2 separate regions of the Homo sapiens genome follow, and region 2 is linked to region 1. The links are chromatin contacts, found by Hi-C or POLR2A ChIA-PET in ENCODE. All regions are on one chromosome and are shown on one strand. The core of a region is the stretch at or near the end of the contact, and the rest is flanking DNA. Distances in the headings are between cores, read along the strand shown.

What was found. Hi-C counts contacts between places; a loop is a spot of excess contacts on that map. ChIA-PET counts read pairs that join two places held with the same protein, here RNA polymerase II (POLR2A). Pooled maps may share reads with other maps.
Region 2: a loop to region 1 is called in a pooled map, with 2.6 times the contacts of the local background. The contact joins two enhancer-like sites. A Hi-C loop is called at or near these places in 4 of 168 maps with a recorded cell type or tissue (CD4-positive, alpha-beta T cell, Right ventricle myocardium inferior, gastrocnemius medialis and 1 more) and 5 of 50 pooled maps. POLR2A ChIA-PET finds 5 or more read pairs at or near these places in 5 of 52 experiments (H1, MCF 10A, T-cell and 2 more).

What each region holds. Positions count from the first base shown.
Region 1 is chr13:45,829,961-45,835,571 of GRCh38, forward strand. All of the region lies in intron 1 of SIAH3 (siah E3 ubiquitin protein ligase family member 3), which reads right to left. Among named protein-coding and RNA genes, the nearest start is that of SIAH3, 19 kb to the right of the region's middle. Within about 2 kb of position 3,856, at least 6 of the 41 ENCODE cell types and tissues checked have a DNase peak (open chromatin) inside an H3K27ac peak, as active enhancers do.
Region 2 is chr13:45,868,634-45,874,022 of GRCh38, forward strand. No RefSeq gene overlaps it. Among named protein-coding and RNA genes, the nearest start is that of SIAH3, 20 kb to the left of the region's middle. RefSeq lists an enhancer at 5,367-5,389. Within about 2 kb of position 1,815, at least 4 of the 41 ENCODE cell types and tissues checked have a DNase peak (open chromatin) inside an H3K27ac peak, as active enhancers do.

The DNA.
Region 1 (5,611 bases), core at 2,606-5,105:
CCCTGGGCAAGGGTCACAGAAAGAAGCATGAACCATTTGTCTAAATGTTTCAGAGGTACACACTAAGCCAATAGGCTGTTAAATGCAGTCCATTTTTCTTCCTATCTTGATAAATGAACATCTTCATAACACATGAGAAAGCCAGGTTTGAATTAGAGGGCTCGGACTCCTTGGAGTTCTAGAATACGTCCCTTGGAAACAGTCAGCTGTAGCCCCAGGGGCAGCCACCTTCTTCTCTTCTCATCCCTAGTTCCATCCCATACCTGATGTATGTGGCCACCTGAGCCTGTACATCCAAGTTCTGTCTAAAGTCTCCATAAAGAGTGAGCCTGGATACCTGTCAGGGGCATGCATGCTGGTGGCACTGTGCACTCTTGGGAGAAGGACAGACCTGCAGAAGACAAGCAAGCCCCAGGCACCCAGAGAGAGACCTAGAAAGGGAAGTGTGAGCTCCAAGTGGGGACAGTCAGGTGGGGATGCACATTCCTCAAGGCGTGGGGTAGGGGCACAGCCCGAGGCAGGCCAGGTGGGTCCTGCAGAGCTTAGCGTACACACCTGCCTGGCCTAAGGGTGGTTTTACAACACTGAGGTCATTCATCTCAATCAAGAGGCAACTTGCTTCATTCCCAAATTCACTCTGAAGAGTTGGGTTTGGTTAAAGCCCTCTTCACTGGTGCTTACCTTCTGCTGGGCATTGAGGCATGAAGATGAACTAAACTTGCTCCCAGCTCTTCAGGGCCTCAAGTCTAGTGGGAGAACCCAGCTGGGTAGCAGTTTTATACCATGTCAGAGACAGACATAGGAGGTTTGAGGAAGGGCTCTGAGCAGGAGAGGACCTCTGAGTGGTCCTAGAAGGTGAGAAAGTACTAACCAAAAAAAGGCAGAGGAAGGTATTTTGGGGAGAGAGCACAGAATAAGTTAAGAATGGTCTATGTTGGCAGGGCCTGGTAGCTCACACCTGTAATCCCAGCACTTTGGGAGGCTGAGGCAGGCGGATCACCTGAGGTTAGGAGCTCCAGACCAGCCTGGCCAACATGGCGAAACCCCGTCTTTACTAAAAATACAAAAATTGGCCAGGCATGGTGGTGCATGTCTGTAGTCCCAGCTACTTGAGAGACTGAGGCAAGAGAATAGCTTGAACCCGGGAGGTGGGGGTTGCAGTGAGCCGAGATCGGGCCACTGCACTCCAGCCTGGGTGACAGAGTGAGACTGTGCCTCAAAATAAATAAATAAATAAATAAATAAATAAATAAATAAATAAATAAAATAAAAAAATGAATCGTCTATGTAATAATGACTTTGAGCCTTCCAGCAGTGAGAAGGTATGATCAGTGACAAGGGGTTGCCAGGAGAGGCCAGTGTATGCACCAAAAGGAGCACAGATTTTATTACTTCCAGGAATTGAGGGAGGCACTAAGGCTTTCAGCAGAAGGGGGTCATGCGCAAATTGATATTTGTAGACATACAACTCTGGCACTGATATGGAGTAGAAGATAATCCAGTAAGGAGTTAATGAAGGTCTGTTATGCATTCACTCAGTAGATATTTATTGAGCCTCCAATATGCCAGGCGCTGTTCTAGACTGGGGAAGCTATGGTGGGCAAGGCAGAAATAGTCCCTCCTCTCAAGCAGTTTATACTCTAATGAGAAGGCAGGGACACCATAGAAACACAAAGCAATAAAGACATCACACTGTTTCAGACAGCGGTGAGTGCTGTGGGTAATGGATAATGGGGTAAAGAGGAGGGAGGGGACATGAGAAAGAAGATGGAACAGCTCATTTCTTCATGTGTCTCTTCACCCAACATGTTTGTATTTATTGAGGGCCTACTATGGGCAGTGTCTCTGTAGTGGAGAGATGAAACCAAAACCCTGTTTTCACAGCATTCATGTCTCATGGAGGAGTCAGACACCATTCAGATATCCCACTGCTAAGCTGCGTATTCTGGAGAAAAGGAACATAGGTCCTTGAGAGCATACAGCCAGGGAATCCCACCTTGGTTGGTTGGCCTGAGAAGATGGACTTTGGGAGGGCGGGAGAGCATTTCCAGCCCAGGGGTGGGAAGGCAAGATGAGTGCTAGGGAGAGCCAGCCGGAAGTGCCTAGGGAGGAGGGAAGAGAGGTGTGGGGTGCAGCCACCCAGGTGGGCAAGGGCCCTGCCATGTCCAACCCTGCCTGGGGACTTGGCCTTTTTTGATTTGAGCAAAGTAAATATATTCTGTATTGTGGTAAAACATATCTAAAATAAAATCTTCCATTTTAGCCATGTGTAAGCGTACAATTCAGTGGCATTAATTATATTCACAATTTGTGTGACCATCGCCACTATCTATTTTCAGAACCTTTCCTCGCTCCAAAGAGACACTGTGGCCGTGAAGCAGGAACTCCTTGTTTCCAATTCCCTCATCCCTGGTAACCTGTAATCTACTTTCTGTCTCTATGGACTTGCCTATTTGAGAAATTTCATGTAAATGGAAACATCTAATATTTATCCTTTTGGGTCTGGCTTATTTCATTGAACATAATGTTTTCAGGGTTTACTCATGTAGGATGTCAGAATTTCATTCCTTTTTATGGTTGAATATCCCATTGTATGTATCTGCCACATTTGTTTATTGATTCCTCTGTTGATGGACACTCGGTTGTTTCCACCTCTTGGCTAGTGTGAATAATGCTGCAATAAACATCCGTTTGACTTTTTATTTTCAGTTCTTTTGGGTATATGCCCTGAAGTATGATTCTAGGTCATATGGTAATTCTATGTTAAATTTTTTTGAGGGAGCTTCATACTATTTTTTATAGCAGCTGCTCCATTTTACATTCTTACCAGCAATGCACAAGTGTTCCAATTCCTCCACACCCTCAGAAACACTTGTTATTTTTCTGTTGACTTTGATTTATCCTAAAAGTATCAGGTCTAAATCCTCTCTCAGAACATGCTCTGATCATCCAAGTCCTGTTGGCAATCTGAAGAGTCTTTATTTTGTGGTGGGACTTTGATGCATGTGCCTTCTGGGTAGTTGAAAGAATTCGGGAAATTCTGTTCAGCATCCCTATTGCCAATGACAGCCAGAAAACAGAGACAGAGGTGGGGGGAAACTGCATAGGAACTGGGAAAGAGGTGACAAATTTGGGACCTCTCCCATGAGGTACCCATTATAGTGGGCATCTTCTAAGGATTCTTTTCTTCTCCCCATTATAGCACCACTTTCCATAGCAGGTGTCAATAAATATATGCTCATAGAAGGTGCTCAATAAATAAACACTTGAATGAAGGAGCTACTCCCACTTCTTTTCCTCATTTCTCTTCCATCATCCATGATCCAGGTCTGACAAGGGCATCGCTGAAGGTCAGACATCCTAGACTCCCTTAGAGCTATCCCTCCCAGGGCCCTCAGGCTATTGTGTAGCTGGACCCAGTCAACCACCCTGGGTCTTTTTTGGTACTGACCAGCTGCTTGCCATGACAGTTATTCTACATGGCGCTCATAGCTTTGCAAGAAATTACACACACACATGCACACACACACACGCACACACACACACACGGCAGTCCTTTTTAGAACAAGGCAGGGCTAAGCACACAAATAAAAGGAAGAGAAAGAGGGTGGTTCATCCAAATGATACTCTCTATCCACATTGTGATTTAAAGATTGCAGAGCACCTTGTCAGATATTTTCTCATTCGATCCTCACGATAAACCATTGTGGTTGGCAGGGTAAGTGCTGCTATCCATTCTGGTTTTGCAACAGGGGGACAGACTCAGAAAGGGGACATGACCTGCTGAAGGTCAGAGCTGGTAAGTGGCAGGGACAGGTCTGATTCCATGCCCAGAGCTGGCTCCCTCTCCCAAGCATGGCGATGACTCACCCTGGCCTTCTTGCCCACAACCTGCTGAGGGCCTCCAGGAAGAGCTCAGCCAGGCTTTTAACAATCAATCAGGAGTTTTCCTGAGGCGTCTGCACAGACTTTTGGCTGGTCTTCTCAGAAGCTGTTCTTGCAAAATGCTTTCTTATTTTTCGCCCAACCAATACTGAGGTCAAAAAGAAAAAAAAAAAAAGAAGGGGAAAAAAAAGCCCTTCCATTCTGTACCATTCAGCCTGGCAAAGCCTATCTCATTCCCGGAATTCTAATTGGAAACTGCCTTCTGTTCTCATTAGTTTGGGTTGTAGCAGTCATTACATTCCAAACAATTAATCCCTGAATGCCAATTTCTTACTAGAATTATCCTGGACTCAACAACTGGTTTTCTTAGCAGCAAAGCTGAAGCAATTATTCCCAGCTTTTGTAACTAAACATGCTGTGCTTGACACTTTACAATGTTTTCATCATCATTGAGTTATCAGCATTTATCTCTACCAGGGGAAAGAAAAGGCTGTCCGATTGTGAAGGCCCAGCAATCACACAGACCTGCTTACTGACATCGATGGGCTCCCTGGGACTTTCTCTTCTTGCTTGGAAAAGAAGGGAGAATATCCCCTGGGCCTCAAATTTCACTGAAATTCAGAAGTTAGCACCTTCTGAGACTGAGGAATAGGAAACCAATAGGAAGATGCAGCAGAGAGGCCTCGGGTTCCAGGGCAGTTCTCCCTGGGAGCTCAGGGCCTATGGCTGGTGGGCAGCATCCCGGTCCTCTTGGAGGCTGTCCCGTTGGGCTTCCAGCTCAGTGTCTGTGGGGCATGACACCTCCCTTCCAAAGCTGGGCCACCTAGAGTCAAGCCCGCAAACCGACCTACTGTGGGCCAGAAGAGGGGTGCTGACCGTCTTGTGCAGGTACCTAAACTTAGGCCTTCTGGAGGTGATGCAGGAGGAACTCCTGAGTTCACAATCCTGACTCTACCACTTGCTGCTGTGTGGCTTTGGACTCACTGCTAAACCTCTCTGGGCCTCAGATCCCTCATCTATATAATCATAGCTCTATCTCACAGGGTTATTTAAGGATCAAATAAATTAATATTGGTAATTAGAACAGGGCGTGCCTAACACATAGTAAGTGCTTTATAAGTGTGTATTTAAAGACAAGTAAATATAAACTGTCCTTTAATTATTAAAGGGCCCTTTTCATGTTCTTTTGTTCCCTTCAGCAGGTGTGAGAGCCCACAAGATAGACTAGAAAGGCAGAAAGAGGAAGACTGATTCTCTCCCACCACCTCCCAAACCACAAAGCTCCCTGATTTATTTGAATATACTCACAAACAAATCTCAAACCCATTTTTCAAAAAAGCCAAACTTTGGTATTATTGTGATAGTGACTATTTCCCAGCCTCTCCAAAAATGAAACTTGAAGTATTTCTCAATAGCATGTAGAGAACTAGTCTTCAGATTATCAACTACTAATCAGTCAAGGTTAGAGCAGCTGTAATCCAGTCAATGGAAGCCGGACACAGTAGATTCTTTTCTCTCCTTTCACTACACTAGCATCAGGACCTATGAACTAAGTGTTCCCTCCTCACATCTAGTAATGATAATAATAACAACAACAATAGCAATAATAGCAGCTAACATCTGTATAGCATTTATTCTGTGCCAAGCACTTTATTATATTAACTCATTTAGTCCTCAGAACAACTGGAGGAGGCAGGCGGTTATTATTACCCCATTTTACAGATGA
Region 2 (5,389 bases), core at 565-3,064, 37 kb after region 1:
ACTGAGAAACCGTGTGTGGGTATGTGTATGTGCATGCGCGCGCACGGGGGCGTGTGTGTGTGTGTTTCAGTGAAGACAGTTGATTTCTTTTCCTCCTCTTTGCAGACCCCGAGACCTGATATTTTTAGCGTATGTAATGGCAGGGCTTGAAATGATGCTATTTCTTGATAATGCTGGGACATTTCACCTTGAGTGCTCATAGAATAGATAACCTAGAAAACAGCCAGCACTTTTCAGATTGGACACTACAGAAATGTCAGCATACAATCGTGTTACCCTGTTCCTTTCTTGGACTGCTGACTTGTAATCAGAGATTTAGTCTCCTGACTGCACAAATGCTAAGAGCACTTGAAGTAGTCTCAGACTTTTAGAACCTGAAACACAAAGCAGAGGGCCAAAAGTCACTGTTTCTTAAAGAGGCAGCAAAGAGTGTGTCCAGGTGGGGGCAGGAGGGGGTTGAGGTGGGAAGGCAACACATTGGCTGTACACCTGCAGTGTCAGATCAAGCTTCAGGACCTGATGATCAGCATTCTCATGGGCCCCTTCCTTCTCCTGTCCTCACACAACAATGGAGATGGCAGGTTTCTTCTCTCGCCACATCTCTATCACCTTGGGGCACCTGCTAGCTTTCCCAAGCAGCTCTCTCACCTCATCCTGCCTTAAGCTGTAGTGATATATAAATACTTTTAAGACTTACTAGATTGAAAGTTCCCTGAGGGCACCAACAATTTCTAAATTGGCTTGGCATGAATGATGTACAGCACCTAGCAGATATCTAGTTAAACAGATAATCACTGCATGAGTGAATGAACAGCAGGCGCTCAAAATCCACTCACTTCAATCAACAGAGAGAACAAGAAGTTGGACCTCTCTAAGAGAAACAAAAGCTAACTTTTCAAGCTCCTAATGGTTCAGTGGTAGTGTGTGATTCTCCTTTGTTAAGGAAGGCATTGCCTCTGACATCACAGCTTTGATGCTTTCTTACTCTTCTCCTCACAGCAGAAAAGATGGACTTAGCAATGGGATCAAAAAAGCTCAGTATTCAAGGACCGGTTCTCCATCTGGGATCCTGCCTAATCATTTTCTCTTTGCACACCACTGCTAACAAGCTGCCTGGTGGTGGAGCAGGCTTAGTTTTTCCACTCACATACCCTTAAATAGATTCATAAAATCAGTTAATAGGTATTTATTATTCAATGATTATAGGCTCAACACCAAGAGGTGAAATACTAGTATTTATAGAATCTGGGACCGACACGAAAGTAAAGTAGTTTGTCACAGGCTATAAGGAATAGTATAGATCATTTAATTTACCCCTTTCTGCAGAAAAGACTACACCAACCATTCCAAGGCCTCAACACCAAACTCTCCTCCTCCCTCTGCTTCTCTTCCTTCTCCTCTTTCTCTACCTCCTTTTCTCCCTCAGTTCTTCTTGATCCTTTTCTCCTTTTCTTTCTTCTTCTCCTTCTCCTCCTCCCCTCCTCCCCCTCCCTTTCTCCTTCAATCATCAGCCACAACCTTTGCCAAAGGCCTTGTGTACAGGGTACAATGCTAAGTGTGTAAAATGAATACAGAGAACTGTTAGATTAATTTATGTGTGACCTTGGAACTGTTTTACACTGTGGACTGAAATAGAGACTGTGTCTTCCATTTCTAAACGACACTCTAGTACCTTGTTGCTACTCTGAAGGTCATGCTAACAACAGTAATAGAACGCACCACAGTTTACTGGCCCCGAGCCCCTTTTCCTCTCCCAGGGCCGACAGGAACACGGCCAAAGGCCAGCTCTGGGTGTTTCTATTAAAAGTGGCCATGGCATTCCTGGTAGAGGCTCCTGGGAGAGGGACTACTTCTCTAACTAGATAGTGCCTCCTCCTTGCATTCCTTTGAGAAGGGTGAGCTCTGCAAGTCTTCGCACGCATCCGCTGTTCCTCTCTACTCGCCGTTGCCCCATAGTTCTTTCTTCAGTGAAGGATCTCCATCCTCCCTGCTTCAGATTTAAATGCAGCCTCATACATTGTCCAAAATCACTGGACCAAACCCTCTAGGAGACATAAAGAGGAAAAAAAATGCTTCAAGGAATGAGTTATACATGGCAATGGATTCATACACTTTACGTAGCTCCTAGTTCCCTTCCATTACGTTAATTCTTCCCACTCAATAACCTAATTCCCTTCCCCACCCACCACACACATTTTCTTTTTTTCCTGGTGAAGAAGCTGATTGATGCTGAAGTCAGAATTCACCCAATTTTGCCATGATCTAAGTATTCAAGGCGATTGGCCTGAAGCTGCCAGGGACTATCTTAAGCCCACGTGAAAACAACCACCACGGTTTCAGTAGACTCTATCAGGACTCCAAGGAGGCTAGGCTAGTGGTGATGTGCTAGTTATGTATTTAGGAGTTTTCTTGTGGCTGCACATCCTGGACAAATGCCCAGGTCAGGAAATCTATAATGGGTGATCCTAATATTTCCTCTTTGATCTGTCTCTGTAGCAGGACCAGCAGCAGACAAAACCTCTCAGACACCAAGTTGTAGAAGGAAGGGCTTTATTCAGCTGGGAGCATCAGCAAGCTACTGCCTTAAAATCCGAGCTCCCCTAGTGAGCAATTCCTGTCCCTTTTAAGGGCTCACAACTCTAAGGATTTCACATGAAAGGGTCGTGATTGATTTGAGCAAGCAAGAGGTACTTGACATGGGCTGCATGCACCGGTGGTCAGAGAGAAACAGAACAGGGCAGGGAGTTGCACGATGTTCTTCTATACAATGTCTGGAATCTATGAATAGCATCGGTTTCTAAGTTATGAGTTGATTTTCAACTACTGGGTTTAGGCCAGGCAGGCCCAGGCCTGGTTTTGGGCCTGGCGCCAGGCTGCCTGTCTTTGATTTCACTTCTTTGTTTTTTTTCTTAAAACAGGTACTGAGTATAAAACAATATAAAACAATATGAGAGGGTCTCTGTCTTCCCTCATCTCAACCTGACTTTGACCTGCCCCCGGGGAGGTGTTGCCTCAGCCTGTTGGTATTACTCTCTCACAGTGTGTCCTGATTGCATGCTTATTTATTATTCATTTATTAGAGTTATTGGATGTGCTCATGGCTATCACCCTCGGGTGCATTTACAGGTAGGACAGGAGAAAGCCACAGCACCTGCATCTCCATGTTTATCAAGATGTATGCCCCTACTGTGAAACACTGTCTTTGTTTAATGAAGCTTTGATGGCATACTTCTCAAACTTGGGTTTTCCTTTTAGGGGCTACCTAAAATGTATATTTGAGCCCTCTCTATCCAGTAGGTTAGAAACAGGCATTACTATTCAGGAGACTGGGCTAAGTAAGAGCCAAGAGCCACGGCTGTTGGGGAGAAGGCCTCGTGAGCTAAAAGCCCCACACTGAAAAGTAATATCTGGTTCCTGATTAGGCCAACATTTGTGTTTCCTTTAGTTTCTAGTCTTTCTCTCTGAAGCTTGTTCTTTCTCTAAGTTATGAAGAAACATGCATGCGCGCGCGCACACACACACACACACACACAGCTGCAATATTGCAGTCCTATCCACAACACAAAGAAAGCATTAAACAGTTTTCCGGGGTGAAGGGAATGCGTCTTGTGTCATCTCAGCAGATCCTCCTTCATGGACACTTTTGGAGGACAGAATGCTCCTAATTTTCTGCATTACTTGTACCCTGATGCAAAACTAAGGCTATGAGTATATTCATGCCAACTGCCCCTGAGGACTGTCTTCTCCTCTACATAAAAGGTGACAAAAGATTTGTAGTTTTAACTAGGTTACACCTGTAAGAAATTTTTTGTTTACTTTGAAAAGATTTGTAGAGAGCCAATAATGTTGCAGAATGCTCCTTCCTACTTAGGAAGAGAAATACTGCACTGAAAGGAATTTGAGAGTCCAGATTTTATGACTCCGGCTAGAAATTTTCAGCGACTATAGAGAAAATAGGGGAACATGAGAGTGCTGTCATTTCTTCTGCCTCATTTTCTCCCACTGCTGCCCTTGTCCTACCAAAACCCACCCATACAATTAGGCCCGACTCTGGCAGCCCTGCCCTCCCTGCAGAGACCATCTGGAGCCCAGATGATCTCCTTGCCTTCTGGCAGCCCACATGAAAGGTTCTGACCCTCTCCACCAGCTGGGATTTGTCAGAATGACACTTGGTACTCTACCTCCTTCTGGTTGAGTGTGGGAACTGGGTGGCAGTTAACTCTGACCCTTCCTGGAGGGTAACACGTGGATGTTCCATCTGCTTACCTTCTCAAAGCTTGAATAGAGTGTGTCCCAAAGTACTCAGAAGCAGCCAGAGCCTCCCCTCCTCCAGTCACACACTGAAGAAGGGTCTGAGACCTACCCAGGGCAGAGGCCATCTGATATAGCCCATATGGGGCTTTGCTAGTTGAGCAGGGGGACCTGGAAACAGCACCCCACAGGCTCCCATCCTGGCCTAGCTGGGTTCTGGAGGCTGTTTGGAAGTCATCATTTGCCGAACTTGCCCCTTCACCCCAGAAAACTGTTAATGCCTCTTGGCTTCTATTGTCCTATCGAATAGGACTTATATTCAGTTCTGAACTTGGGAGTGTCCAGGAAAGTCAGAAGGCAGCAAGGCTTTTACTCCAGGGATCCTGAAAGGCATGAGACCATCCAAGCAGGTACCTGGTCTTTCTGTTGTGGCTGGCTTGTTCTAACTGGGATCATTCTCAACCTTAAAAGCAATGCTAGGCCAGGCTCAGTGGCTCTTGCCTGTAATCCTAACACTTTGGGAGGCCGAGGCAGGAGAATCTCTTGAGGCCAAGAGTTCAAGACCAGCCTGGGCAAAAAATTGAGACTCCATAACTGACAAAAAAAAAAGCCCATAAGCCAAGCATGGTGGCACATGCCTATAGTCCCAACTACTTGGAAGGTTGGGGCAGGAAGATTCTTGATCCCAGGAGGTTGAGGTTGTCGTGAACCAAGATCATGCCACTGCATTCCAGCCTGGGCAACAGAGCAAGACATTGCTTTAAAAAAAAAAAAGCTAAAGCTGAATCACTGGAGAGGAATGTTCTGAGTAATCTAGGCACTGAAGGATTGTCTATTGTTCCCCCGTTGTCTATTGATTATTTCTATTGCCACCCTGTTATCCGGCCAGCAAGCAGCTCTTCCATCCACAAGCCATACCTTGGACATATTTTGCCAACCACAGCAGGACAGCACTGAACAAAGTTCTCTTCATGGGATGCGCTATCCCAGCTCCATTTTCATCTCAGCATTCCTTGTCTTTTGGGTGTGCCTGCTATAGTTCTTACTCCTGCTGCCTCTGCAAATAGTTTCTGTTGCTTATTTCCTGATGATATACTTTGTCTCTTGGCAATGCTGTTATTCCACCCCAGAAACACAG